Regions from separate parts of the Mus musculus genome. Here region 2 is linked to region 1. The links are chromatin loops, found by intact Hi-C in ENCODE. Cell type or tissue: heart. All regions are shown on one strand. Links, peaks and the distances in the headings refer to the core of each region. The heading gives the core; the rest is flanking DNA.

The links. Peaks named below come from ENCODE experiments on the same cell type or tissue, not always from the same donor. Only the 100,000 strongest peaks of a DNase experiment are listed, where the experiment ranks them.
Region 2: it touches region 1 in a loop (4-fold over the local background); 5 of 42 quality-filtered maps call a loop at or near these places.

The regions. Positions count from the first base shown.
Region 1 is chr3:152,387,778-152,403,821 of GRCm38, forward strand. Usp33 (ubiquitin specific peptidase 33) reads left to right here. Exons shown (of 24, transcript NM_133247.3): 22 at 1,964-2,066; 23 at 3,873-3,941; 24 at 4,432-5,840. The coding sequence ends at 4,589. Zzz3 (zinc finger, ZZ domain containing 3) reads left to right here and starts at 8,226. Exons shown (of 14, transcript NM_001080755.2): 1 at 8,226-8,361. In heart, for the core only: a CTCF peak has its summit at 8,124 (motif pointing right); DNase peaks (open chromatin) are centred at 8,204, 8,594 and 8,864; H3K4me3 peaks cover 3,355 bases; H3K27ac peaks cover 2,751 bases.
Region 2 is chr3:152,698,792-152,713,780 of GRCm38, forward strand. It overlaps Gm32085 (a long non-coding RNA gene), which reads left to right. Exons shown (of 6, transcript XR_867773.2): 4 at 3,188-3,993; 5 at 9,059-9,506; 6 at 10,644-11,117. Among named protein-coding and RNA genes, the nearest start is that of Pigk, 7.8 kb to the right of the region's middle. In heart, for the core only: a CTCF peak has its summit at 11,340; no DNase peak of the experiment used is centred there.

The DNA of each region.
Region 1 (16,044 bases), core at 4,827-12,826:
CCCAGGGACTAAGCTACCAACCAAAGAGTATACATCTGCTGGTTCATGTAGCAGAAGACTGCCTTTTCTGGCATCAGTGGGAGGGGATGTGCTTGGTCCTGTGGAGGCATGATGTCCCAGTGTAGGGGGATACTAGAGGGGTGAGATGAGAGTTGGTGGGTGAGAGGTTTGTGGAGGGGGGACCAGGAAGGGGACACTTGAAATGTAAGTAAATATAATAGTAATAATAATAGACTTGTAGGATGTATGGGAGGACAGTCACAAAAATAATTGGAGAGAGCGAGCGAGCAAGAAAGCGCAGAAGATAGGAAATCAGGAACATATCAGGGTGGTTTTTGGGAATAACTGAAAGGTCACTGTGGTCACACTTGTGGATAAAAGGAAGTCAGATCATCAGGTACTTCTGAACTAGTAGTGAAAACATTGGGGGGCTGGTGAGATGGCTCAGTGGGTAAGAGCACCCGACTGCTCTTCCAAAGGTCCGGAGTTCAAATCCCAGCAACCACATGGTGGCTCACAGCCATCCGTAAGGGGATCTGACTCCCTCTTCTGGAGTGTCTGAAGACAGCTACAGTGTACTTACATATAATGAATAAATAAATCTTAAAAAAAAAAAGAGAAAACATTGGGACTAGTATGTAGCTCAGGCAGTGGAGTGCTTACTTAGCATGCATAAAGCACTGGGTTCAGTCTCTAGTACTACATGAAACTTGGCATGTGTGTATTCCTAGCACTTGGGAGGTAGGAAGATCAGAAGTTTAAGGTCATCCTTGGATCAAAATGTTTGAGGTCAGTCTGAGATAAATCAAACTTTTTGGGGGGGAAAAAAAAGTTTGGCTGGGCAGTGGTGGTGTACGCCTTTAATCCTAGCACTTGGGAGGCAGAGGCAGGCAGATCTCTGAGTTCAAGGCCAGCCTGGTCTACAGAGTGAGTTCCAGGATAGCCAGGACTACACAGAGAAAAACCCTGTCTCGAAAAACTAAAAAAAAAAAAAAAAAAAAAAAAAAAAAAGAAAGTCTTTGGCACTGGGGATATAGTTCAATGGTAAATAACTTACCTAGTAAAAAAAAAGCTGTTGAGAGAATAACAAATCTGATGATCACTTTTATTTTAATCTCATTTATGAATGCAAACTTAGATCACACCCAAGCCTTCCCACTATCTTTCCAGTTCCATTTGGACTTCCTTCCCCAAGGCTATAGGGTTTTGATTAGATTTAAAGAAATAGCCGGGTGTGGTGGCACACGCCTTTAATTCCAGCAGAGGCAGGCGGATTTCTGAGTTCAAGGCCAGCCTGGTCTACAGAGTGAGTTCCAGGACAGCCAGAGCTACACAGAGAAACCCTGTCTCAAAAAAACAAAATAAACAAATAGGGCTGTTTAGATGGTTTTGTGTCATCCAGTGCCAAGAAGGCTCACCTGCGTTCAATCCCGATGTCATAGTGAAAGGACAGAACTAACTTTAATCCCAGCAGTTTGTCCTCCCACCCCCACATTTTAAGTTTTAAAGAACTATCTGTCTGAATTTAGGTATATCTATCCTTATCTAGTATATGAGCATTGTTTCCCAACAGGAAATACTACTGTAATTAGATTTCAAACACTTTATTCTTTTGAGGCCTAGTTGAATCTCTTTTGCGTAACTTTTTTTTTGATCTTTACTTTTTTTTAAAAAGTAGGCTGTGGTAGATTTTTAATAAACATATTTCATAGGTATATTAAAAATCTTCTCTTAACCTGTTCCTCTGTGCTCCTCTTCGGTATGTGTATATTTTGAGACATAATCTAGGGTCATTTATTGATAGACAACACTGTGTATCCCAGAGCTGAGCTAAGTTCGTGTGGCTGTTAGTGCTAACCAGACCCCTCAGAGCTCACAGATGAATGAGAGACGTTCTTGTTGGATACTGCAGGAGAGGGTTGTGAGTTCCAGACATTAGGTGCCTGACTTTTCCTCTCTGTAGCTCAACAGAGCATTTCAAGAGGAGGACTCCCCAGCTACTTTTTACTGTATCAGCATGCAGTGGTTTAGAGAATGGGAGAGTTTTGTAAAGGGTAAGGATGGAGGTAAGTGGCTAACTGAAAGCTTATTAGCCAGTTCTTTTGTTTATTAATTTTATGAATATTGGATATACACCAGTGAACAATAAAAGACCCATGCTGTCAGGCAACCCACATTCTAGTTTATGGCCTTATCGCTATAAACTGTATCAATCATGCCAAGAATAAAAACCTGAACAGATTTTGTTTTTGGGAGATGGGATGGCTTAGCAGTTGCAAGCACTTGGTGCTCTTAGGGATCTGACTCCAGTTCTCAGCCCCCACAGCAGGCAAGAGCATTACCACCCGGGACCCCAGCGCCAGAGGATCAGACACTCCAGTCTCCACTGGCACTGACTGGCACACTTGCCCACACACAGTCTTAATGTTCAAGAACTTTACAGGCAGGTGGATCTCTTTGAGTCCAAGGCCAGCCTGGTCTATAACAGAGATACTGTCTCAAGACAAAGAGAAAACAACACCACCACCCCCTCCCAGAATGGAATGGAAAATTACACTTTATCCAATACAATGTGGACTTTAAAAAAAATATTTAAGCCGGGCGGTGGTGGTGCACGCCTTTAATCCCAGCTCTTGGGAGGCAGAGACAGGCGGATTTCTGAGTTCGAGGCCAGCCTGGTCTACAAAGTGAGTTCCAGGACAGCCAGCAGGGCTATACAGAGAAACCCTGTCTCGAAAAACCAAAAAATAAAAATAAAAAAATATTTATATATGATAATAACTTGAATGAAAGGCATGATGATACATGACTTTAATCCTGGTACTGGGGAGGCAGAGGCAGGCAGATTTCTGTGAGTTCAAGGTCAGCCTCTTCTGCATAGCCATTTTCAGGCCGGCCAGGACTAGTTAGTGAGAATCTACTTTAATACTACTATTGCTATTAATAATAATAATGGTTAAAAATAATATATTCTTGATATGGTGTTATTTGCAAAAAAAAAAAAGTATATTGTTTGAATCCCTTTGGTGGGTTTGTTTTGTTTCAAGTCCGCATACAAAGTGATGGATTTATTTCAGATGCAGATGGTATTATACTTTGTTTTACTTCCCCCACTGCCCTCAACTATGTTATTTAAGCAGTGTATCATGCAGAACAAAACATCACAGATATTAAAACCATATGCCTATTTTTCTGTAAGATTAGTCATTTCTCTTCCTCATGCCTGTTGGGAGCTTTTGAGAATGGACTAAGTACTGTACTTTCATGTGCAAAGAAAAATGGCTTTTCTCCTAAAAGAAAGGTCTATCTTAATATTTCATTCTATAATGTTTTGGTTAAAAACGAAATTTGGAATGGTTTGAGAGGGTTTTTTTTTGTTTGTTTGTTTTTGTTTTTAAGCTTATTAAAGAGTTGTTGTTCATTAAAGGGCTGTAGCATTAACAAAATATTTTGATCTACAATTCCCAAACAAGTGGTTTTTCTAGAAGACTGGAGAGTTGGCTCACTGGTTAAGAGTACTGGCTGCTCTTCCAAAGGACTTGGGTTCAATTCCCAGCACCCACATGGTCGCTCACAACTGTAACACCAGTTCCAGAGGATCTGATACCATCACATATACAGACAATAGCACCAGTGTACATAAAATAAAAAAAATTAATCATTAAAGATAAATTGTTTCTATTATACTTTGGTGCTGAGCAACATCTCACCTTTCTTGGTTGTTTGGGGTCAAATGAAATCTCCAAAGCTGAAAAGATACTAAGAATCGATGACATTTGGTTAGTTCTCCGTAATTTCAGGTATAAAGCCATGTAGTTCTTTGCTGCATTTGGAAGTGGACATGTTATAATCTTTTTATCCTTTTGACTTAGATCCCCCAGGTCCAATCGACAACACTAAAATTGCGGTTACTAAATGTGGCAGTGTGATGCTCAAGCAAGGTAAGTTTAAGACACACAGGATTGCTTTGTCCTGAGACACGGTAGCATGGCCTCTAGGCTGTCCTTGAATGCAGCGGAGAGGTTTAACTTGTGATTCTGTCTTTTCTTCCCAACTGTTGGTATTACTGGTGTATACCATCATGCTTTAATATTGAAACTTTTGTTAATGAGTTCTTATTGATTAAAAAAAAAATAACCAGCTATTATGTAATTTATTTACCTAGTTCAGAAATGGTCAGGCTTACAGTAACAGAAAGGGTAAAAATTTCTTATTTTTAGGAAGGTTTTAGGGTTGTTGGAGCTTGGAAAATGGATCTCTAGACATTTGGAAACCGTCTCCATATTGTTTTTTATAGCATACAAGCTGATAATCTGAAGGTTTCAGAATTCTCAGTCCTCCATAGAGGATTTCTCTGTTGGATATACTGTAAAAGCTATATTAAGATTCATGTTTGTAAATATCATTCTTTTTGCATACATACAATTTTAGGAGCAGACTCTGGTCAAATTTCAGAAGAAACATGGAATTTCCTGCAGTCTATATATGGTGGGGGGCCTGAAGTTATCCTCCGACCTCCAGTTGTTCATGTTGACCCTGATGTACTCCAAGCAGAGGAAAAGATTGAAGTAGAAACTCGCTCTTTGTAGTTCTGAGGACACAGAGCTCTAATGAGAAGTTATTCTCACTTGATGCACACACATTCAAAACATTCCGCAAAGCATGTTGATTCTCTTGATTTTCATCCTTTTTTCTCATTTATTCCTTTGTACTGGGCATTATGGAAGGGTATATTAAAATGTTATATAAGTTGGTATATTTAATGCTAAGTAGCTTACCAGAATATCTTTCAGTGTACTGTTTTGAAAGAAAAGGGACAGTTGGTAACTAGGTTCTCTGACCTTTGTTCTACAGGCAGATCCAGCAAACCCTTTGTAGCACTGTAAATACTTTGGCTTCGATAATGTTCTTATTACTCTAACCAATCATAACTGGCTAAGCTTTTTCATTTCTCCAAAAAGCTAATTTAATTGTATATTTTGACATGAATTTGCATAGTAATGAACCTATGTTAAATCCGAGAGTGGTGGTCAGCACATTGTTAATTTCCTAACGCTCAGGAAACATCAGGTGGGTGGGTGTTACTGCTTTTGCACTGCAGCATATAAAACTGCATATTACAATTTACAAAATGTCTTTTTTGAATGTAACGGGATGTATTCATTTTTAGTGGAATTTGTTACCAGATATCAGTAAATTATTGCTGCTTATAATGTAAAATGTTAAACTTTAGTTCTGTAGACCTGAATGGTATTCATTAATGTTAGTAACAAGAAAATACCCCTTAGTTTTAGGCCACTTCTATTTTGAGAGCATGAAGTATGGAATGTGTCAAATGAGATTGTTGATAAAGCTGAAACCACTTGCAAAATGATTTTTTAATGAAATGCATAAAGTCTTTTTGAATAATAGAGTATTCACTGCTGTTTGCTTGATCATGTGATGTCAAAAGCTCAACTATATGCAACTACAAACATGCAGGTGACTGAGGGACAGCATTCATGGTGACTTTGCAATGTTGTTAAAACTCATTCAATAAAAATAATTCTAAAATGTATAAACTGAATGTTGAATTTATTTGATAGACTTTTTAAAAAAGGTGTAAAGTCTGTTAGTATTAATGCCTTTCATTATATCTTATTTGAAAGCATAAGCTAGGAAGTTATTTGCTATAATAACGTTTATTAAACTGTTTCAGAATGGCAGCATGGTGGTTGGCATCTGTCTCCCAGTACCTGGTAGGCTTGGCTGGAGGAACCTAAGTTTGTGGGCTGTAGAACAAGACCGTCCCAAAACAACAGCTAACTATAAATAAAACTTATCAACTGTGCATTTAAAAATGGTGATTTTCTAACTCTAGCACCCTCACTCATCCTGATGTCGGATGTTACACATGCTGAACACTATCTTACTTTAGTTTGGATATGAAATATATCCTGTGTCGAAACACCACCACCTGGGGGTGTTGTGAGGTGGCTGCACCTGAGGATGTCAGCCTCATCCACAGGCTGCATCTTGTCCCTGACCTGCGTATCTTTGTGCCTCCTAGTTGCTCCCTGAGGCTGAACAGCTTTTTTCTGCCATCATGTTCTGCCTTGTTACAGGTCTAAAAGCAATGGAGTCAGTTGACCATGGGCTAAAACTTGAGCAAAATAAATCTGTCCCTTGCTTTTCTTATTTTGTTATAAGGATCAAAGCTAACAACCACAATGCTTTTTATCACTGAGATATATATACTTCAACGCTAACATTCCTTCTAAGAGACTTATTCAAGTGTTTTTCAACCTGTGAGTAGGAGTGCTTATAGCTCAGTGGAGTGTTCTCTCTTAACTCTTTCTCTTCAAAACTTCATGTGACTCAGGCTGGCCTCAAACTTGCTTCGTAGCCTATAATTCCAGTACTGTGAGGCAGAGGCAGGAAATGAAGAGTTCTAGGATGTATACACACACACACACACACACACACACACACACACGGATGGAGGGAAGGGCAGGGAGAGTATTGTAGATCAGCCTTGACTATAGAAGCTTGCCTCAGCGAAAACAAGCTTCAAATCGCAATGCCTGTTTTGCCAACAAATGTTAGCAAGGCCATGGGTTGGGTTTCTCTCTTATGTTTACATATTAGTGCCGGGTGGTGGTGGTGCACGCCTTTACTCCCAGCACTCGGGAGGCAGAGGCAGGCAGATTTTTGATTTTGAGGCCAGCCTGGTCTACAAAGTGAGTTCCAGGCCAGCATGGGCTACACAGAGAAACCCTCTCTCGAAAAACCAACAAAACAAAACGTTTGCGTATTAGTGCGGTGGTACCATTCCCACGGAAGAGAAAGGGAAAGTAAACCTGTGGGGACCTTTATCGTTACAACCATCGTTCTCTTGGAAACGGATGACAGTCCAATAATGGCGCGCGCGTGCGTGCGTGCGTGCGTGCGTGCGTGCGTGTGTGTGTGTGTGTGTGTGTGTGTGTGTGGCTAGACAATGCTCCCAGCAGCAGATAAATTCTGACCATCCCAATAGTAGCTAGCCTATGCAGGTAGCATATTGCCTGGCTGGGAAATCGTGTTATTTTTATATCTCTGCCTATTGCAAGTCCAACACAGTTCAATAAAAACCATGGGAGGGTGTGCTGTGGTGAGGCCTTATAGACCCCACTACTAGGAAAATTAAGGCAATGGAGAGCAGTGTCTCTAAGACACAAGATGGCAGGTGTGATAGTCAGTATAACTATAATTGGTATTCTTTATTTTGGAGCAGATATTACTCTGAGTTGAATTGGAGACAACCAAATACAAGTCCACTTCTATGATCTAATAACTTACGAGCAATTGAAAAGAAACCACACTTACCCACTTCCTTGGAAAAACAAAACTGCTCCAGCTAAGGAAAACAAAGAAAGGCACTGAAGCCATACTGCACAGTTGCGAAGAGCCCCAGTTAATGGATTCTACCAGTGGACTTGGTATTTTTTGGAACACAATCTAATAGCCAAAGGGTTGCATGAGCGTCCCCACAGCTCAGAAGTGGTGGCCTATGGTGCTATCAACCCAGAGGAAATACTTATCCCTGTAACTGAAGGCGGGCATTACTTTGCTGCACTGCTAATACTGTATATTTGAAAGGGCGGTGTTATGGATTGAACTCAGAGCTTCACGTAGTTCCGGTAAGCACACGCTGAGCTACATAAATAACCAGTTTTCACTATGGGTTGAGCCATACTTGGTGCTGGACACAACTGTGGGCAAAAGCTAAGAGAAAAGACGCCCTGCCTTTAAAGAGACTTCATTCTTGGCGGGTAGTGCTGTTTAAAGGTACGGAAAATAAAAGCGGTGGAGAAGGTGTACTCTGGTGGGACTGCCGACGAGTCGCGGTGGAGCTGGGGAAGAGTCCTGCCCTAGGGAGGGAGGTGAGCAAAGGCTGGAGAGGTGGGCGCCTGCGTACTGAGCGGGCGGCGGCTGGCGCGGCAGTCCGGGGCGTCGTGCGGAAAGCGCCGCGGGGCCAGGCAAGGTCGGGACGCGGGCGGGGAGCCTCTCCGGGAAGGTAGAGCGGATCACAGCACGCAGCGGGCTGGGCCGGTGAATCCTCCCGCCCGCCGGCCGGCCGGGTCGGGATCGCTGCAGCGGCCGCGGCCACCAGTAGGTGGCGCGCCGAGCGCCCGGCTCCCAGCGTCTCAGAGCCGAGGAAGGAGGGGACCGGAAGGAGCCGCCGCTGCTGCGGGAAGTGGAGGAGCGGGAGGCGGGGACCCACCTGGAAGCGCCGCGGCGCCGCTGTGGCGCTTCCTGCGGCGGAGGGCGCTGGAGCCAGTGCGGCGGCCGACGGCGGCCACGCGGGCGGCGCCTCCCGGAGCGGCCCGCCCCACGCGAGAGGTAAGCGGGATCCCCGGGGCGCGTGGCGGGGCCGGCGCAGGGGCGGGAGCGGAGCGCGGAGGGAAAGGCGCGCGCGGGGCCGGAGCCCTTCAGAGCGAGCGAGCGCCGGGAGGGGGTGGCCGAGGCGGCGGCGGCGGCGGCGCCCCCACGTGGGCCGGGCGCGCGCGTTCGCGGCTGAGGGGGCGGGGAGGCCTGCGGAGGCGCCGGGCGCGCGCGCGGGGCTCACGTGACGGCCACGTGACCGGAGGCCAGGCCGGCTGAGGGCTAGCGCGGTCCTCCGTGGCGTCCGGAGGGCGGCAGAGGGCTGAGTTTGGCGTCCCGCCTTTCCTTCTCCCCTCAGACGACTCAGAGGAGGAATCCAGGGCGGGGAAGGCTTGCCTCTCCTCCCGTTTGCCCGCGGCCTCCCAGTGCGAGGACGAACCACACGTTCAAAGTCCCGAAGTAGTGATTAGCTTCCCCCACGCCGCCATGTTGGCTCCAGCGCACGCCCGCCCGCGAGATGCCAGCGGGTCGGTATCGCGAGATCTCCGGACTCTCGCGGGACCTGGTTGGCAGAGCGGTTGCGCTGGATGGCGGAGCCCCGGGTTCTCGGGGCCCTGGGACCAGTAACTCTTTTCCTGCAGGCAAGTTGTCGGGGAGGGGCCGGGGCGCGCGCCCGGGCGCCGGGAGCCTTCGTGCGCGCGCCTCGCCGTCGCCTGCGGCGGTGCAGAGCGGCTGTCGCGCGCCGCGCTCCTCCCGCCCCCGGGCGCCCGCCACCTGCGGAGACCTCCCCGCCGGCCGCTGCCCGGCGCTCGCTCGCCGGCCCGGAGGCCGCTGCCAGCCCGCCCCGCCCGCCGCCGCCCCCTCTGCCCAGTTACCCTCTCTGCAGACAGCTCCACTTTCCTGTCGCCTGTGGCTGCAGAATCTTCCCCCAGTCTCCCAACAGAACGCATAGCATCTCTCGTGTCCGGGCGTCATTTAGCCACCCACTTGTCTATTGGGAAGTTCTCCTCGTCACCCTGGCTGCTGACAGTAACTTTTGGCAGTGTTTGGGAGGCCCCCTCACCCCTGACAGTACCCGAGGTCAGAATACAATCCTTGTTCTGTACATGCTGATAAACTCACGTCGGTAGGGATTGGGGCTACCATTTTTGGTATTCTGGGGTGCCGGTTTTGTTTTGCAGAAAATAGTAGTGGGTTTGTTTTAACGAAAAATCCCGCTACTTCTTAAATTTGAGGTCGGTCATAAGTGTCTTCATGAGTCAATCACTTTTTTCTACTTAGAACAGCCACTCACAAGTCAGTTTACCATATTTGTTTTCATTTCTTTGTATTCAAAAGTATGGAAGCTACACAATCGGGAAACTAGATAGATAATTCATTCATAGTTATCCTGTCCGCCCCACCCCTCGCTCTGAGACAGGCATACTATCTGTATCCCCGGATACTCTAAAACTGACTAGGTGGGCCCGGATTCATGGCATTTGTTATCACAGCCAGCACATACCATTTTAAATTTTTTATCATTTACTTATTATGTGCCTGTGTATCTTGGATATTGTATGTGCTCAGCTCTCTGGAAGCCAGAAGAGGGTGTCTGATCCCCAGGATCAGTATTACAGGACTTTCTAAACTGTTCAGAGTAAGGGGTCTGAACTTTGGACCGCAAGACAGAGCAGCAAGCACTCTTAACCACTGTCTGTCTCTTTGAAACTACAAAAGTGTACTTACTACCTACAGAAAGGGAGAGTAAAATGCTCTTTATTCTGTTTTACAAACTTCTCAGTTTTCTACCCTGAACCTGATCATTTTGTGGTCCGTGCTTTGTCCTAAGTTGTCAGGGCTAAGTTGGAGGGCTGATTTGGTAATAAACTTTCATAGCATTTACAAGCAGCAAATTATCCACTAGATAAAATTATATAGTGTTAGATCTGTTGTCAGGACTCAAGTGTAGATAACTTGGTGAAAGTATCTAATAGCTCCAATAATAGAGCTTTTGTTTGTTTTTGCAGTGGAAATGTTCTAGGGTGCTGGTAGCTTTGCACACAGAAAGTTCTTTTAAAACAAAGATTTAAGGAAACATCAGCTTTATAATTTTTAATGCTTATGTAAGTACCAATTATGCATTCTAAACCAAAAACATGCCTATGGATGTTAGTTCTTTTAAAATTTTGACCCTGAGTTTTAAAAAGATGCTTATTTTATGTGTATGTGCCCTAGTGTTGTGGTCAAGGAGGCCTTGAGGGTCAGAAAAGGATTGTCAACAGTCCCTGGAGTTACAGGCGGTGGTTGTGCGCTGCTATGTGGGTGCTTGGAACCAGAGGATCAGCAGCAAGTGCTCTTAGCTGCTGAGGTGTCTCTTCTAGCCCCTCAGAGTAGTAGTTTAATCCAATCACTAGAACGATAGACACCAGTAGTTAATACAAACATCTGCTTACATTAGGAGCACTAAGTGTCATTTTTGTCATTACTCCTCTGAAAAAACATAGCAGTGGTAGAATTCTATTTAAAAATTCAAAAAGCCAGGCAATGTAGCTCATGCTGCGCTGGAACTTAGTTCCTCTAGTCCTCTAGACTTGAGAGGCAGCCGGCAGTCACCATTTCTCTCTTTACTAGACAGGGTGCAGTAAAAAGTAATTGTACATGACTCCAGTGGTCTTTTCTCTTAGCAGCCCTGGCTGTCCTGGAACTCACTCTGTAGACCAGGCTGGCCTCGAACTCAGAAATCTGCCTGCCTCTGCCTCCCGAGTGCTGGGATTAAAGGCGTGTGCCACCACCGCCCGGCCTTGTTTGTTTTTTAAATTAGTCTGTGCAGGTAGGAAGATTGAGGACAGACATGTTGAGTTATAATGTGGAGAAGATGAAAGGAAAATAGGCTGACAGTGGAGCTATACAAGTTAGGGATGCAGAGAGGCCAGGGTAGGCAAGTCCATTGACCTTGAATTGACCAGTTAGGAAAGAGTAGGAGAGACAAGTTAGTTGTTCTTTTGGGAGAGGGGCTATTTGTTTTGGGACAGGCTCTTACTGTATAGCCCTGGCTAGGCTGCTGTCTATATGCAGACTGTACTGGCTTTGAACTCCTGGCAATATTTCCACCTCTGACTTTAAAGGTTGTGAATACAGAGTGTACGATACCCAATTCCTAAATGTCTCTTAGACTGCTGTATAGGTCACCTTCAGATGACACTAGATACACTTGTACTGCAGGTCAGCAGGTGAGTGACATTCTGTGGATTCCTTCATAATCTGTGGAGCTGGATATGGTGGCTTATGCTTTTACACCCAGCATGCAGAGTGAGGAAGGAGCATTACTGAGTTTTAGACTAAACAGCTTTAATGACTACATAGTGAGTTCAAAGCCATCCTGGGTGATGAGTGAAACCCAAGGTCACATACATAGAGGAGAAAAACAAAAGTCAGCAATGGAAGTCACACTTTTGCAATGGTTTCTGCAAAGCTATCCACCTAAATTTTGCATAATAATGATTGGTTTGTTGTATGGGTTAGAGAATCTCCTGTGGACGTGGTGGTGCAGGACTTTAAACCCAGCACTTGGGAGTCCGGTGAGTCTGCATATGAGGCCAACCTAGTCTACTGATAGAGTTCAAGGGCAGCTACGCAGAGAAACCAGTCCTCAAAAACAAAAGAACTTTGTTCTACAAACTGTTTTTGGTGGTGAGTTTTGTAGATTACCAGTCTTTTACAAGTAATTTACTTTGAGGTTGAGAAAAGAATCAAGGAAGAGGAAAAAAGTGTCTTGCATTGAATTGTTCGTACATTTTATAGTAAAGTACATGATGAAAAGCTGTTGCAGGGGCTTTAAGAAGAAAACTGATTTCAAGTAAAAGTTCCGTTTGGGGTTAAACTATAAGTAACAGTTGAGTGTTAGGATGTTTTGGGCAGCATTTAGTATAATTGTGATACATTTTTATATAATTTTCTGTAATTAAAACTCTGGTAACTGTTTGGTTCCAGACCCCTAGACAGGGGACTGAGGTGCATATTTTACATAGCAAAGCTGACTTGGCCTCCAAATCCTCCCAGTGTCCCTCAGCCCCTACCTGCCTTCCCCCAGGCTCTCCTCTATATCATCTAGACTTTGTGGTATTCCTCTTCTCTCTGTGGGTGCACCCTTTCTGTCTTTCTCTCTTCCTGTCCCATTTTCCCTATGGCGAGTTCCCTGGCCTCAGTCCTTGGGGCCAGTGAACTCTGCCTGAGAGCAGCTTCCCAATAAACCTGCCTTTAATAGAATCTAACCTGACTTGAATTGGCTCACTTCAGTAACCACTGTCATACTAGAAAAAAGTATATGTGTATCAGTCTGCATTGCAAAGTCCCAAAGGTGTGTCTGGGTTTTGAAACTGGCTGTCTGGACTTGACATTTTTGTTTGACACTGCACTTCTTACCTTTCTGTTGTTTTCTGCCTCCTTCCTGTAGTATTGTATAATGATTTCTATCCTGTCGGATAAGTGAGTTCTGTACCTTTCCCTGCGGACCGCACTGTTGCAGGACAGGTCAAGCTGGTTACTTAGTCCTGCTCCTCCCGCTTCGTGCAACACTGGGGATTGGACCTAGGACCTCAGGCAGGCTAGGGAAGCACCCTACTGCACTGTAATTCAGTTTTTACCTCTTCCTGCCCTCTTGTGTTTTGAGGCAGAGCTTCCACAGGAGGCTGGCCTAGAGCTCTTTTTCCTCCACCACCCAAGAGATGGGTCTATTGGTGTGTCCCACTATGTCTTGTTTTATTTTGGCTTTTCCAGATGAGGTTTCTTTGTGTCTTTTCTTTTTTAAGCTTAGTGTTTTTAAACACTACATTTCCTCATCTAACATTTATTGAGCAAAGTGAACTCAAGTCATTGGTAACATAATAGAGATTTTCTGTCTTCAAAGTCATTGGTAACCTGAGTACTCCCATGCAGCGCTTCATGAGAGAGAGGTCTTGTTATGGAGAAATCGCCCTAACTTGACGGTTTCAGGGCAGTTGGCTATTCTACCAGGTGGGTTTCAGATTGAATTCAGATTGTCAGACTTGATGGCCCATCTAGTTGTCTTCTAGTTGATTAGAAGTTCAATAAATAGACCCTGTTACACTCTTTCTTTTTCCCTCCTCCCCTTCCTTTTCTTTTTGTGCTTAGGGTCAACCTTTGTGCCTTGTACACCCTAGTGCTGTACCTAGCATTCAGCTAAATTCCCTAGCCTAAGTTTGATTTTCTTCTAACTTAGCAGTTAGAAATCAAGTTTATGAATTTCATAAATGAAGAGATTATTCTTTGGGTTCATTTACATGGCTGTATTGTCAAGATTATTTTCTTAGAAAAGATCTGTGTTGTGTGAAATTATTTTATTTCTTAAATTCTTTAAGAACTTTGTGATTACCTCCCTGTTAGGTCTCAGAAACCCAGTACAAATGGCAAGCTGAGGTGCCTATTTAACACATTAAAGCCAACTTTGTCCTTCATGTTCTTTCATCAGCCTCCTGTCCCTACAGGTCACAGAGTGTGGCCATCCTCATACCCTGCCCCATACCCTAAACTTCTTCAGCCCTTCCACCTTCAGCTGCCCTTCCTGATGAACCTAGTCATTTTGGTTACCCATCCTTTTGTATACCCTTTACCCTCTTGTTCTCCTGGTCGTCTGTCTCCTGCCCCCCACCCCCAACTCCTCGCTGGCCCAGCTCAGGGTTATGTTCAGTCTGGATGCTCCCAGATGTCTCAGCCTGAATATATATATATATATATAAATTTTCTTCTCCACCATGCCTAGGAACAGTCATTTTATTTCTTTTTATATTCATTCCATCTCCAACACATGCATGCACACTGTCCCTTACTCTGTCCAGACAGTGTCTCCTGTATTCTAGGCTGGCCTTGAACTTGCTTCAGAACCCTATAAGGTTGGTCTTAAATTCTTGAACCTCCTTCATCCTCTCCGTAAGTGCTAGGATTAGGAGCCTGTGCTTCCACACTTAGACCTGTAATACTTTCCTGTACTGACTCTAAGCTTTACTCCAGACCTATCATCTTCCCACCCACCAGGCCTCCCACATGCTAGGTCAGTGCTCTACCATGTAGTCTCCTCCCAACCCCCCGCCCCCGCCCCGCCCCCATGCATTTAATGCACTTAGAGTTCTTCACTTGAACTATTCCCACCAAATATAAACTTGTGTTGTTTTTACAGTAATGTTTCTTTGCTTTGGGAGAAATTTTGTTTTGTCTTTGCCATGATTTTTTTAAACTTGTAAATACAGTTAAGTGTCCTAAGCATAGAGGTTTCCCACGCGCACAGCAGAGTGGCTTTGCATAGACTGAGAAGCCCATCCCCCTCCTAGCTATTACTCATCCTTCCCCAGGGAACCCAGGACATGTGATAGCCTGTTTGCTTCTAGCATAGGATCTTGCAACATGGGCTTTGTTGTGTTTAGCTTTTTTACTCAACATTGTGAGAATCATCTGTTTTCTCTCCACTTCGTTTTGTGGCCTGAGGAAGTAGAGGGATCTCAACACTAACTCAGATAGTTCTCACAAATGTTGCAGTTGTCAAGAAGTATGGGAGCAGCCAAAGAAAAGCTGCATTGCACTGGTAGAATATACTTGTTTTATTGTCGTTTAAGTAAGCCGAACAGTTTTAGTTTGGTCATTAACACCTTACAGCAGTACCTCAGCTACTCCAACTTCATTTTGTGTTGAAGGTTTGAGTTCAGCATTCCTGACTAGTTAGTGCATTCCTGACTAGTTAGTGCATTCCTGACTAGTTAGTGCATTCCTGACAGACTAGTTAGTGCCTCTTCATTGGATAGCTTGCTTTACATTCTTGGAATTCCGAAGCTACTAGTGATTCCCAGTTTGGGGGATGTTTGTAGAATCTTCAGTTATTATAAAATCTGTTGGAAGAGTCCACTAAGAAAAGTCCTAATTTATTTATTTATTTTTGGTTTTTGAGACAGGGTTTCTCTATAGCCCTGGCTGTCCTGGAACTCATTCTGTAGACCAGCCTAGCCTTGAACTCAGAAATCCGCCTGCCTCTGCCTCCGGAGGGCTGGGATTAAAGGCGTGCCGTCGAAAAGTCCTAATTTAAATTAAAGCTGTTCTCATTCAAAATGTTTAGGTACCTAGTAGTGTGCAGATTATAAAGTCACATTGTAAACTGCTATACAAATGTGAATTACCTGAGACCCTTACCCAGTTGGTATCTCTTTCTGACTGCATGACATAAATGAAACTTTCTTAGCAAAAATTCTATATATTCTACCACTTTGCTTTGTTTGTTTGTTTGTTTTTCGAGACAGGGTTTCTCTGTGTAGCCCTGGCTGTCCTGGAACTCACTCTGTAGACCAGGCTGGCTGGAGTCCACCTGCCTCTGCCTCCCCAGTGCTGGGATTAAAAGTGTGCGTCACCGTCGCCCGGCTGCTTTTTAATTTTTAAAATTATTGAGAAAGATTTGTTACTGTGGTTTTACACTTATTTCAAGCATTCTTAATTGCTGAGCTCTGTTTTTGATGGAACATTTAGGAGAACATTATGTTATGGATAATGGAAGACAGAGTGAATTGTGATTGTTAGTTATTTATTATTCTTGATAAATGTATGTGTTTGTGTGTTGCTAGTGATGAAGCCCTGGGCCTTGAGCAAATAGTCTTCTATTCATCTATAGTGGATCAATAAATGCCTTTTGCAGGGGCCTGTGTGTGTCCCCATCCATCTGTC
Region 2 (14,989 bases), core at 6,736-14,735, 310 kb after region 1:
TCTTAACCAATGAGCCATCTGTCAGGCTCTGTTTAACTATTTCTTTTCATAGTCTGCGACCCCTGGAGTCAAGAGACGCCTTGACCAAGCAGAGGAAGTGTGAAGGAATGGGCCAAGGAGGAGTCAGAAGAGAGGAATGGAAGGAACCCTGAGCCTTTCTCCACAGCCTCCGCTCTGAGCTCTCTTTATTCCTCTGGGAATAAAGAGATGATAAAGCCTGTTGTGACTGTCTTCTGACTTCTTCCACCGCTGGCTCAACTCTTCTCTTTCCTCTCCTTCCACACCACTTTTCTTGATGGCCTCTGCTCCTCTAAAATTCCAAGTCATCCTACCTTTGTCTGCTGTAGCTGTAGACTATGACAGCCCTAATTCTCCCTTTTGCCGTCGTACATCAATGCCGGAGACATTTCTGCTTGGACTGAGTGTCGCTTCAGTGTAAGACACCCACTAAGACTCCATATTTTATCCACATTGTAAAACTCGCCCCACTTTTCTCTTCCTCTCTGTGGAAGGTAGCCCTCCATTTCCTTGTCCCTGTGCTCAGTGACCTTCACTGTTTTGACTTCTTGCTCTTGTCTGCGCCCTGAGCTTAATCACCTTGAAAATAGCTCATGTTCAATCCCATGCCAGATGCCTGCCTTGAACAGCGGTAGCCTGTTTTCTGAGTGTGCTCCCTTTGATGTGAGAATTCCTTAGCTTCCGCTCCTGCTCTGTCCATCTCCTTTGATCTCTAGCCTACTTTTATCCTGACTTAGCTTCGTGCTCTCGCTCTTAGGTTCCATCCTGTTTCTTGGGTGAATAGATTTTGGCCGTTATGGTCTCCCTCTGACTCTGAGCGTCCTTTGGAATTCTGTTGTCCATCCTGTGATCTGGTGATGAACATTCTGCTTGCCCAGGTTCCTATCTAACTTTGTGGAAGGGGAGGAAGGACCCCGACCAACTTGCTTTGCTTCTTGTGAGCTTGTGCACACTATCTTGATGTTAATGATAATTTTATTCTGCTTATTCCTTGCTTTCTGGTCTGCAGGGATTTCTCAGTATCTACAAGAGAAGATTTAAATACATTGGTCTTATTTAAGCCTAACTGCATTCTGTGATCCCAGCAGTCTGGCTGTATGGCTCATGACAGCCCTAAAAGAATTATGGAGTAAGGAAGTGGCTCGGTTGGGAACATGCTTGCTCTGGGATTGTATGTTGTAGCATGCATCTGTAATCTCAGTGCTGGGGAAGCAGGAGGAGGGGGCACTAGGGCTTCCTGTCCACTTAGTCTAGCCACATCAGTGAACTCCAGATTCAGTGAGAGACCTTGTATTCAAAAAGAAGGTAGACAGAGATAGAGGAAGACATCTGATGTCTACCTCTGGTCTGCCCCATGAACACATGTGAACACACAATACACACATACACATACAAAGATACACACACACACACACACACACACACACACACTGAGGAACACTCAGTCACTCCACTAAAATATTCTGATTCTTGTCTCGTCAGCATCTCTCGCTTTTGGATAGATCTGCTGAGACATCTGAAATAACTTCCACCTGCTTGCACATCCCTTGTTCCAATTTGAGCTTAAATTATTTTCTGAAGATTTCTCCTGGGCAGATCAATTCTCTTTCACTGGAAACCAAAAGCAATAATCAGAAGTAAAGTAATGTCTTACTACAATTGTATAAACAGGAGCGTGAAGCATTATGACATTCATATATCCTGGTTGCATATAAGTAATTTTATGATATGGTACAGCAAGCAGTTTGCCAAGGTTCTGAGAGGTTCCCATGGAGAAATAAAAGATGTTTTAAAATTGTATGACAAAGATGCTAATGACCTCTGCATCCCTGGGTCTGTTCTCTTCTCCCAGGTTTCCCTTTTCTCAGGTCTATTGCTAGTCTGATTTCCCCCTAGGAACCTTGTAATTTTTTGCTTAGTGTCTTCAGCAGCCATTCCTTGGGTCTTCCCTCACTGCATGCTCCCCTAAGCCTGGCTTTCTAGTTTTCTCATCCTAACCTGGAGTACAGTGGCTCCCCAAGTGATTTTAAGTGAGTCCAATGATCTGCTTTTGATTCACAGCATTGCTTCTTACTTATAATTCCCCCACTAGCTAACTCATTTTTTCAAACATGTCCAACTCAAGGCCTAAGGGCTTCATGCAATCAAGGATAGTTATGAATGGAACTCAGCAGCAACTTAAAGCATTATGATTGCCTTAACCATTGTAACTCGATCTTGCAGTTCTTTAGCCCCGTTTACAGATGACGATGCTGTTTTGTAATGCTCAATGATTGATCACACCTGATAAACAAACGTTTGTAGCTTGGAGACTCTGTAGGTAATTTAGACTTCAAACGTCCCAAAGTGAATTCACTATTAATCTTCCTGGAGCAGTCTTTTCCCCTCCCGTATTCAGCACTGGCTGCGGGCGCCTCATCTTTGGAGGCATCCATCTGAGATTATCAGCAGCAGCACATTGGCTCCTCCATCCTCACAACACCCATTCTCTCCCCCCACCCCGACCCCGTACACTTGCAAGTCTCACTACACTCAGAGAGATCTCAAAAAATGATCCCATGCTGTTGAAAGTCCTGTGAACTGACCTCTACTTGATCTCCAGCCTTGTTAATGCCCCCAATCTCCTCTACATCTCTCAACTCTCATAACTCATCTTTCAGACCATAAATGGTTAGGTTTATTGGGATTATTCACAGATGAGCTTAAAGGTGAACCATCAAAGTCACAATTTACCTAATTATGTTAGCTTCCCTTGGGTTCGGTTCTGTTCTTTTCTTTCTTTCTTTCTTTCTTTCTTTCTGTCTGTCTGTCTGTCTGTCTTTCTGTCTGTCTGTCTGTCTTTCTTTGTGTGTGTGTGTGTGTAATATTTCTGCTATGATTGTGGTTACTTGCCATCTAGTGGGCTTATGTTTGATTTCTGTAATCTTTTTTCTAATTCTATTTTATTTTATTTTATTTTATTTTATTTTGGTTTTTTGAGACACGGTTTCTCTGTAGCCCTGGCTGTCCTGGAACTCACTTTGTAGACCAGGCTGGCCTCGAACTCAGACATCCGCCTGCCTCTGCCTCCCGAGTGCTGGAATTAAAGGCGTGCGCCACCACGCCCAGCCCTGGGTTATTTTCTATTGTTTGCCACAGACTCATTCTTTCTTGCTTCGCTCTATTGCAGAGTGGTAGAATGTGCCATTTTGGAAGGAGTGTGACTCTGAACCAACAGCACTTGGAAAGTGTCGTATGTACAAGGATTCTCTGACTCATGCTCATCTCTTCTGGAAGGCCAGCGATAATCTCCCCTGTGGAGTATATTCCCTATACCGGAAGGGAAGTAACAATCTTAACGTTTTAAAATTAACTAATTAGTTTGGTGTGTATGTGTTTGGGCATGTGTTCTGTGCAGCACATGTGTGGAGGTCAGAGAACAGCTCGGAGGAGTCAGTTTTCTCTTTCTACACATGGGTACTAGGAAGCAAACTTAGGTGGTCAGACTCTGCAGAAAGCATCCTTCCTGCTGAGCTAAATCTGGAAAATAACATTTCTGGAATCAAGGATGGGCGGTTTGGTAGTTAAATTTGACCTTCAGCTGAAGGGGTTTAGAATTTCCCAGGTGACATGAGGCCTGTGTGGCTGTTGCCAGAGCAGTTTACTGAAGTGGAAAGACCCACCCTGAATGTGGCTGGATCCCTAGACAGAACAGAAAGTGTTGGGGATTGGTTCCAATGCTCTAAATTAAACTGGCTCCCAAAATCAGGAATCTGCGCGTCCAACCGCTGAAGGTCCTTGTCTCCAATTGGTTGTTGATTGATCAATAAAGAGCCAACAGCCAATGGCTGGGCAGCTAGACTGAGGCGGGACCTTTAGATTTGCTTGCGTTAGGAATTGAAAGAAAGGAAGACAGAGAATCACCGTGACTCAGGGGAGAAGGATGGGACATAAGAGCTGCAGGAGAGAAAGCTGATCGGCCATGTAAGAATTTGGGTAAGCCAATGGCCACTTACCCACTGAGCCTGGGGTAGTTGGGCAAGATTTAGGAGTCTCGGGAGTACAGGGGCGGGGCAGGTTTAGGAGTGCCCAACCTTTGAGCTAGTCATGGCATGTCAAAAATTAACTCTGTGTGTGTGTGTGTGTGTGTGTGTGTGTGTGTGTGTGTGTGTGTCTGTCTGTCTGTCTGTCTGTCTGTCTGTCTCACTGTCTGTCTTTCATTCGAGAATCTGGATAGCTCCTGAGGGAGTGCAGGTGTGCAATCGACTGGGAGCAAAAGCAGTTCAACTAATCTTACCACTACAACAAAGGAAAGATGAAATGAGCAGCAGCTAGCTATCTCTCTGTGTTTGCTAACTTAGGGTACCATGACGCCATCTCACGCTCTGTGGCAGAGAGTTTCTCTCACACTCTGTAGCCAGAACAAATTCCCGCTTGCTTAAGTAGCTTGTGTCATGAATGCCTGTGGCAAGCAGTAGAGTGATTACCCCAGGGTTTGTTCTGAGAAGTGAGGCTGTGTGTCTTAGTTAGGGTTTCATTGCTGTGAGGACACACCACAGCCAAGGCTGCTCTTATAAAGGAAAACATTTAATTTTCCTGGCTGGCTTACAGGTTCAGAGGTTCAGTCCATTATCATCATGGTGGGAAGCATGGCAGCATCTGGGCAGACATGTGATGGAGGAACCAAGAGTTCTTTTTCCAAACATAGCAGAAAGAGAACATAATGACCCTACGTATCTTCCATGGATAGACCCTTCTTTATTCAAAGCAGCCTGCCCCCACCCCCATTGGCTAAAACACATGAAAAAAATAGCCCTTTTAAAAAAATTATCAACACTGACAGATAAATTTAGAAATTCTATTAAAAAATGTAACGCTGTGAAAAATTTTAGTTTGTTTTCTTGCCAGAATATGCCTCTAAAGAGAAAGATGTCAGGCAGTGGAAATTATAACAACTCTATTTTACTATTTCCATGGATAGAAATATTACAACATTAATTTGAATTTTAGATTTTCTTGAAGTTATTGGGGAAATAAGAACAATGAAAATAGATTCTTTGTGAGTTAACTAAAACCCAGAAGAGCAGGGAAAGTGGATTTGATGGTACGGTAGTTATTTCTAGATCACTGTGGTGATTTTTGTGCCTGTTGGCTTCCAGCATGGTCTCTACATGGCAGTGACCAAGTGAAGCTGGGTGAGAGGAAGGAAGACTGAGAGTAACACAAAGACTCTGTCTACAGTCAACACCAACTGAGCATTTGTGTATCGGTTCTCTGCATTAGTGTGCGTATTTACATGATTTCCTTTGAACCCACAACAGCTCCAAGGAGTCAGCACTTCTGTTATCTCTATTTCCTGTCAAGAAAACCAGAGCTTGAAAGGATTTGCCCATGGCTTCTAGGTAGGAATACCCACGCTGACAGCAAAACCCATGCTGGCTTGCCCGCAGGCTGGCAGATCTCAGCATCATGCCATAAACGACAGAAGACCCATAAAGCTCTGATACATCTATATTTAACATGAACTACAAATAATGAGAGACTTATGGTGGTCCACAGATAGAAACTTACTATGGTAGCAGCATGCAGCTGTTAGGTTTAACTTAGCACATTCAACAAAGTGGAAATCAAGGAAAACATTTCCCATCACGGTTGATCACCGTTGGACTTTGAAGGGCTGTACGTCTTAGCTATGCTTCTAGACAAATAAAGGTAAGAGCACAGACGTACCAAGGTCAATATGTAAATGAAAAGCCATAAAGTATTTGGTCCAATGGAGGAAGCTGTCCTGCTAAGATTGTAGAGAAGGTAGACTCTTTGCAATTGTGTCACGATCTTCAGAAAGGGTAGTTTCCAGTTTCCATGACAACATCATAGTCATGAAAGTTTCCAGTGTTTAACCTAAACCTATCCAATCTCCCTAATTATAAATGATTTGCATGGGTTCAAGGCGATGTCCAGTGCGACACTGCAGGGAAATGGTGACATTTGGGTAATTGATTAATTAGAGTAATTAGTGTCTAATTCTATAGGCTATCGTACTTCCTGAACCTTCCAAGTGTTAAGGAAAAAGCCAACCCCAAAGGCATGGCCTGGATTTTGCATTTGGGATTTTCTATGCCGTTTAACTCTCTCCTCCATGCAACTGTTTTGCTTCTTTGCAACTGTGTGTTAGTAAATGAGATCACAAATATTAGTTAGGCATTAAAGCAGAAATTTTGGTTGCGTCAACCATGCTCCAACATAGTGCTATATTTGTTCTGATTGACAAACGTACAAAACCAAATCATGACCCCATCCTTCGTGTCAGGGTTCTGTATTCATTTCCTGTTCCTGTGACGAAAATAAAATACCCCGGGCAAAATCAATTTAAGGGAAGAGAGTCTATTCTGGCTTACAGTTCTAGAGGGCTACAGTCATTTAAACCACCAAGTTCTTCCCTTTGCTCTAAATAATAATCTCTTGGCCACATCCTGATGCAAAATGCATTTAGTTCAACCTCAAAAGTCCCCACAGTCTTTAATAACCCGACACTGTTTCTAAATCCAAAGTCTCTTTGGCAACCTCTTAACTGTGACTCCCTGTGAAATTAAAACAAAACAAAACAAAAAAACAAATTATGTATTTTCAACGTGCAAATATACATTACCATTCCAAAAAGGAGCAACGCAGGTGTAGTGATAAAACCCAGGACCAAAGCAAGACCAATCGTCAGGACTCGTGGAGCCCTGTGCAGCCTCCCTGGTGTTTCAGTCTCGAAGGCCTGGATGGCTTTGCCCCTCCAGCTTAGCTACCTGCAAGAGGGCTGTCCTTGGGGTTGTTTGCATTGTGTGGGCTTTGACAAGTGTGTTCCGAACCATCATCAGCACTGTAGTCTAATCCCAAATCGTCTTGCTACCTAAGTCCTCCCTGTCCAAGTTTTCCCTCTTCACCCCGTCATTCTCCCTACTCACTTGTCAAATGTCGATAGAGTTTTGCTTTTTCCAGAATTTCACACAGTTGGAGTCACACAGTATGTAGCCTTTTGGTTTGACTCCCTTCAGGTAGCAATATGTATTAAGACTAAGGACGTTCTAATAGGCATGAAAAGGATTTTCTCAGTTTCTGCAACGACAGGTGATGACAAGGAACCACAGACCATCTTTCTATATGCCCGCTTGCTGTCAGTCATCGCTGGCTTCTCAGCGCCCCTGTAGGTAGGCCAGCATCCTGAAGCTGTTTTCCTGGCAGGTGGCCACAGCTGGGGAGCCTGTGGAACCCACAGGAGGTGGAGCCCAACTGGTGTAGGTCAGTAAGGGGCAGGTCTTAGAAGGCTGTCCCCACTGTTGTTTCTGTCTCCTATCTCTGCTGTGCAGGAGTTGAGGCTTCAGGCCTCAGCAAGAGTGAGTTGCTCTGCCATGTTTGTCCCTTTAAGATGAATAGGGACCCTCTGAAAAGATGCGCTCAAACAAACAAACAAACAAACAAACAAACCGGCCGGCCGACTGACCAACCAACCAACCCTTCCTGCCTTTAGCTGTTTCTGTCCGGTATTTTAGTCACAAAGATGCAAAGATGACGAATACACTGTGCTTATATCTCCATTAGTGGACTTTCCTGCTTAACTCTCTTGGCTTATTTGTTTATTAAAATGTATTTTAGTTTACATTAATGAGTGTTTTGTTTGCATGAATTTCTGTGTACCGCATGCATGCAATGGATATAAGGACCAGAAGAGGGAAGTGGATTAATCCCCCGGGACAGAAATTACAGATGGTTTTGAGCCACCTTGTGGGTGCTGGGAATCGAACCTGGGTTCTCTAAAAGACCAGACAGTGCTCTTGATAACCAAGTCAGCTCTCCAGTAATGATTATTTATTTAGTTAGTTTTGTCAGTGTTGGGGTTTAAACCCATTTTTGTGCCTGCTAGTATTGTGTCCAAATAGTGTGGTAGTTTGATTACACATGAGCCCCATAGGCTCATAGTATTGGAATGCTTAGTTACCAGGACGTGGCATTATTTAAAAACTTGAAAGGATTATATGGATTAGGAAATACTTTGTTGGAGAAAGTATGTCACTGCGGTGGGCTTTGAGGCTTCAAAAGTCCATGGCCACTCTACCTCTCTCTCTCTCTCTCTCTCTCTCTCTCTCTCTCTCTCTCTCTCTGAAGATCAGGATGTAGCTCTCAGCTACTGCTCCAGCACCATGTGCTGCCATGCTCCCTGTCATTATGATAATGAACTAAACCTCTGAAAGCATAAGCCAGCCCCAATTAGGTGCTTTCTTTCCCAAGAGTTACATTGATCATGATGTCTTTTCATAGAAATAGAACAATGACTGAGACAACCAGTGACCTTAACTAAAAGGAAGGACTGGTGAGCTGTTTCTGTGGTTGAATTGCTTGGCAGCCTGTGTTCAGGTTCTGTGTTCAGTTCTGTGTACACGGTGGGAATTGAGAGCCAACTCCCGAGAGTTGTCCTCTGACCTCCACTTGTAGGCCATGGCACCCATCCACATAAATAAATGCAATAAATAATAAAAGACATTTAAAAATAAAATCATTGAAACACTGTAGACACTATTAAGAGAGAAAACCAGAAAATTGTGCATAGAGTAATGTCTCTAACATTAGAAATGAACTTTGTTAGTGTGTTCTTTTCTGTTTGCACACAGGGAATGTAGGCCTTCTATTCTCATTCACCCAGGCTATTCATTAGTCATCCCTTCTGGGCAAAGAATGTTTGAGAACCAGGAACACAGGGAGAGATAGATAGACTCGCTGCCCTCATGGAACTTCTGTGTTTAGCAGAGAAGGCAGCTGTTACTCAGACAATTGCACAAGTTATTAATTAATTATGCAATGGCAGAATGAGTAAAGGATGCAATGAGGTGACATGACCACGAGCTAGGGCAGGCTAACCCAGCTCAGAGCTGGAGGACGGACACAACTGCAGGGCAAGGGCAGGAAGTAGAACCTCTACAGAGCGAATATGTCATTTTCATCAGAAAATGGCATTTTGAACTTTTAAAAGAGAAATAGCTGACATCTCGCTCTCTCCCTTTGTTCCTGAAACCCACAGCTGCACAACGCCAGACGTTTCTACTCGCCTCTTGATTCGGGAAGATCCAGTTTGATGATGAGACATTTTCTCTTGAATTGTAGTACAGCAACTGAAGGAGATGGAGAGAGTTAAGATAATAAATTCAGACAGAAAAGCTGTAAAGTAAAATGATGGTTAAATAGCCTCCTTGCCTGGGGCGTACATTAGGGAACAAATTTGTGACCTTTGATAATCCATCCACCAAAAAGCTTATGAAATAGTCTTGCCAGTGACCTTCAGGAGAGTGACCTTCAGGAGAATAAGAGCATCTACACAGGCCGAGGTTCTGTTTTTATAGGTTCAAAATTAAGGACCACAAGAAGAACAAAGGACGAGAACTGTTTTGAAATCTGCACAAATGGATCAGTAATGGAATTTTCCTCAAATTTCATGTACAAAGCAGCTGTTGCCGGAAGGATGCTACAGAGTAAGGGCTCTAAGTGCCTTCCCTTGCACTCCCCTGGTATCATTCTCAGGAGATCAGTCTTTGATCTCTTTGAAACACATTCATCACTGAGTTATCCAACACATGCTTGCATGCGGCATTTTTGTGGGCATTGAGAATTCAAGGTGAAGAAGATGTTTGATGCCCTTGGCGTCGAGGCCTTCAGTCTTACTATCATAGGCATTATAACAGAAATACCTGTAGGATGTGACAGGTGTGAGAGTGTGCAACCTCACTGGGACTGCACCTTCGGTGAGGATAGAAGAGAAACCACCTCCATATTAAATGTGCAGCAATGGTTTGTTTTTTTAAATTTACATTTGTTAATATTATTATTGTTGACGATGATGGTGGTGGTGGTGATAGAACTGGCATGAGTGTGTGTGTGTGTGTGTGTGTGTGTATGTGTGTTCTGGTGCACACCTGACATGATGTGCACGCGCAAGTTTGATGACAGCTTTCATGACTCAGTTCTCTCCTTTCACTGTGAGTTCTATGGAGTGGCATCATCAGGTTTGCTTGACAAACACTTTTACCCACCAAGTCACCTCTTTAGTCACATTTATGATTCTTACAGTTACTGGCTATCATCTCTAGGAAAACAAAAACAAAACAAAAACAGAAGATAGCTAGGCCTATTAACACCCATTAACCATGCCATGAAAAAAAAATCACCAAGTAGCCAGGGTGCGATGGCCCGGTGGTCTGAAGCAAATGTCCTGGCTTATAGCTCTGCGGTTAAAAGTCTGAATTCGATAGGGTGGCTGCCCTACTTCTGGAGGCTTTGGGAGAATCCACGTCCTTCTTCCAGGACTCTCTCCCAACCCTTGGCTCTTGGCCTTCACTCTGGCCACTGCTTCTGTCTTTGCATCTCTTCCGTAGCCCATTGCCTCATCTTTAAGGATGCCCTATGATCTGAATTCTCTCAATAATTCAGTAGAATTCCCCTTTCTCAAAATGCTAAGTTTAATCACATCTTAAAATCTTTCATGTGAAGCAACATGTTCTCGGGTTTACAGGATCCGTCCATATCTGCATGGAGCCATTGTCCTGCTTGCTATGACGTCCTTACGGTAAATTTCTACAAAGAATACTCATTCCTCTGTCTCTTCTCCCCAGGATCCTCCTATGGCTGGATAGTCACTTTGCACTGCTGTTATAAAAACACTATTACCAAGGCGACTTATAGAAAGAAGATGGCTTAAGTTTCCCGGGGAAAGTCTGTAACATCAGAAAGGCATGGCTGTAGTCATCTAGAACCACACACAAACTCAGAGAGAAACTACATGTCGGGCAAGGTCATAAGCTGTCAAAGCTCTCCCCACCAAGGGACGTGCTTCCTCCAGCAATGCTGAACCTCCCCAGACACCACCACCAACTGGAGATCAAGTGTTCAAATATCTGAGCTTTGCGGGGACATTTCTCATTTGAAACCCCCTCCCCAGAAGAGTCATTCAGGATGCCTTACAGTTTACAGGACATGCTGTAATCAAAGTAACTATTAAATGTTCCCAAGATTTCTGAGACTTGCAAAGGACATTTAATAAATAAAAAAATGTACAGTGAAATAAAAAAACAATTAAGAAAAACACATTGCATTTGTAGGGATCTCTCAGTTCAAGAAGAACTGAATCTCCCGTCAGTCAGCTTCGTGTGAAGATAACTAGAGGCTTCTGGGTTGACATGAGAGGATTTTAACAACCTTCCGATTGCTAAAGAGTTTGACATGACTTTATGTCCAGGTCATGATGGCATTTTAATAGCAGCACAAGGTTTTCAAACAGGAGACACTGAAGGGCAGTTGCTCTCCTTTGGCACTAGAGGCCAGTCTGCAGCTAATTAGCAGGTCATAGGTGGAAGTGGACTGTGGCAGAACAACAAAACATTGTTGTTATCAGTTCACTGAACAGATGGAAGAAAGGCATTTCAAGTCAAGCCAAATGGAGCTGAAGGTGACACAGTATCAAAATTAGACTGAAACTGGTGCAGATGCACTGGAACCCAGGTCTGCTTTAATTATCCTTTTCTGTTCGCATCTTATTCTATTCATACAATTTCCCTTTAGTAAATTTAACCCTGCTCAAAGAAATATGTTAGCTGTTAGATATGACATGATTTAGCCAAATACTTTGGACTTTGGTTGTCATAGCAAATAAATTTTCCTGTGGCAATTAAACTATAGGGTGCAAAGCACATTGGAGGAATCTCAGAGATTGTGATTGGCCCAGATTAAACTCATCTTTTCCACACACATTATTTTCTAACATTTATGTGGTAGTCACAAAAGTATTTTTAATAGATGTATGTGCATTTGTCTTCCAAGTTGCTTCAGGTAAACATTTACCCCAGACTTTACCCACTCTACTTCATGTGGTCTCTGTGCTTGAAAGAATGGTAGTATGATGTATTCATTGGGATAGAGTAGATATCCAAAAGGTCTTTTGAATAGCTGGTCTTCTCTTGATCCAAGCTTAGTCCCCGGAACCTACATAAAAAAGCCAAGTGTGGTGGCATGCTTGCAGTCTCAATGTGTGGGTTACAGGCTGCTGGGGCTCACCAGTCAGCCTCCCTAAATCATTGAGCTTCAAGCCAATGAGAGACCCTGTCTCACAAAACAAGGAGGCTCCTGAGGAATGACACCGAGGTTGTCCTCTGGTCTCCATACACAAATGCATACATGTGCACATGTACTTCTTGCACACACACACATACAATTGCATACATACAAATGAATGTACTCAGGTGTGCTTTTCTAGAAGTGATCTGTCTCTTCTTCCAAGATATAAGTCATCACTATGTTCTTTTGGTTGCTACTTACTTCAAAGCCCCTCTTGCTTTTTGTCATTTTTCCTAAACTCTTTTTTTTTCTTTTTTTTTTTTTTATCAGATATTTTCTTTATTTACATTTCAAATGTTATCCCGAAAGTTCCCTATACCCTCCCCTGCCCTGCTCCCCTACCCACCTACTCCCACTTCTTGGCCCTGGCATTCCCCTGTACTGGGGCATATAAAGTTTGTAATACCAAGGGGCCTCTCTTCCCAATGATGGCTGACTAGTCCATCTTCTGTTACATATGCAGCTAGAGACAGAGCTGGGGGCGGGGGGTACTGGTTAGTTCATATTGTTGTTTCACCTATAGGGTTGCAGACCCCTTCAGCTCCTTGGGTGCTCTCTCTAGCTTCTCCATTGGGGCACCTGTGTTCCATCCTATAGATGACTGTGAGCATCCACTTCTGTATTTGCCAGGCACTGGCATAGCCTCATATGAGACAGCTATATCAGGGTCCCTTCAGCAAAATCTTTCTGGCATATGCAATAGTGTCTGGGTTTGGTGGCTGATTATGGGATGGATCCCCGGGTGGGGTAGTCTCTGGATGGTCCATCCTTTTGTCTTAGCTCCAAACTTTGTCTCTGTAACTCCCTTCATGGGTATTTTGTTCCCTGTTCTAAGGAGGAATGAAGTATCCATACGTTTTTCCTAAACTCTTAACACTGCTCTAAGCCACGGTTGACTGTCGTAGCAGTTTTCCAAATGCTCTCTATTCAGCACATTCTCCTGAATGGGACTGGTATGATCACCCCACTCTGAAGCTTTTCAGGCCCGTAGGATACACATCAAAACTCATCCCTGAACCCTCAAAGCCCCAAGGACAGGGGACATCTACTTACCAAGATAGCCTCCTTCATAACAGCCTGTATTGTGTTCTCTGAACTGCAAGTCCAATGTAACCCTCACCATTCCTCTGTTAATCTAAACTTCTTTCTGCTCTGGAGTGTGCACACAGGTTGCTGTGTTTGTCCTGACAGCTTTTCTGTTTGTCCTCAGCTTCACTGTGACTTTCTCTTCTCCTTGGAGGCTGTTCGCCACTGGCCCTCGTGGAAAAAGGGAGCAGAAGTGGGGGACCAGGGTTCAGAAAGCTAAGAATACCAATGCATTGACTTCTGGGATCAACTTCAGTGAGACAGTTCAACTTTATACGGGGCTGTATAGATCTTGGGGAGTGTGTGGGGACTTACAAGGTGGGTAAATGTTATTGGTGGGGGGGTAAGCCTGGGAATGCTTCATTTACATGAATTTCAAGAAGAACCTGCTGAGCAGGTTTCTCCTCAGAGATTTTGGAGGGTTACTGTGGATCCATCTCATATACAGTCACCAAACCCAGACACTACTGTGGATGCCAAGAAGTGCTTGTTGACAGGAGCCTGATATAACTGTCTCCTGAGAGGCACTGCCAGAGCCTGACAAATACAGAGGTGGGTGTTTGCAGCCAACCATTGGACTCATCATGGGGACCCCAATGGAGGAGTTAGAGAAAGGACTGAAGGAGCTGAAGGGGTTTGCAACCTGTAGGAAGAACAACAATATCAACCAACCAGACCCCCCAAAGCTCCCAGGGACTAAACCACCAATCAAAGAGTGCACATGGAGCGACCCATGGCTCCAGCTGCATATGCAGCAGAGGATAATTTTGTTGGGCATCAGTGGGAGACGAGGCCCTTGGTCCTGTGAAGGCTAGATGACTCAGTGTAGGGAAATGCTGTCAGTGTAGGTCAGTCTGTTGTAGTAGAAGCAGTGGGAGGGGTGATGGGATAGAGGGTTTCCAGAGGGGAAACATGGAAAGAGGATAACATTAAAAATGTAAATAAAATATCCAATTAAAAAAAAAGGGCTTTTGTGGGGAGTGAAGAGATAGCTCAGTGGTTAAGAGTACTGGCTGCTCTTGCAAAGGTCCTGGGTTTAGTTTTCAGAACCCACGTGGTGATTTAACAACCATCTCTGGTTCCAGAGGATCTGATGTCCACTTCTGACCTCTGCAGGCAATGCACACACATTGTGCTTAGGCATATATGTAGGAAAAATATCCATACACGTTACATAAAATCCAAAAACTAAAGTTGTTTTGTGTGTGTGTGTGTGTGAAACAAAAAGGACACAAAACACTTTCAAGCAAAACTGGCCATGGTAGCACGTGCTTTTAATGTCAGCACGTGGGAGACAGTGGTAGGCAGGTCTCTCTGTGAGTTCAAGGTAGCTTTAGGTCAGGCAGGGCTTCATAATGAGACCTTGTCTCAAAAAAAATTAAAAGAAATATTCAAAGAATAATTAAAATGGATGAGTAATAGTGTTACAACAAAAATTTTTTTCAAAATTAGAAAACAGAATGACCAGAAATACTGTATATTTTTTCCCTTCTGTATGGTGTCTGTGTGTACGTGTGTGTACGTGTGTGTACGTGTGTGTGTGTGTGTGTGTGTGTGTTTACAGGCCCACTTATGGAAGCCAGAAGCAGGTGTTGGGTGCCACCTCTTTCTGACTTGATCTCTTGAAGCAACATCCTTCACTGAACCCATTTTTTTTCCCCTGTAGGTTGGCAGTCATTAAACCCCAGTGATCATATTTCCATTTTGTCGTCCTTTAAGATTTAGAAATCTTGGACCACATAGCCAACTAACTGATAGCACC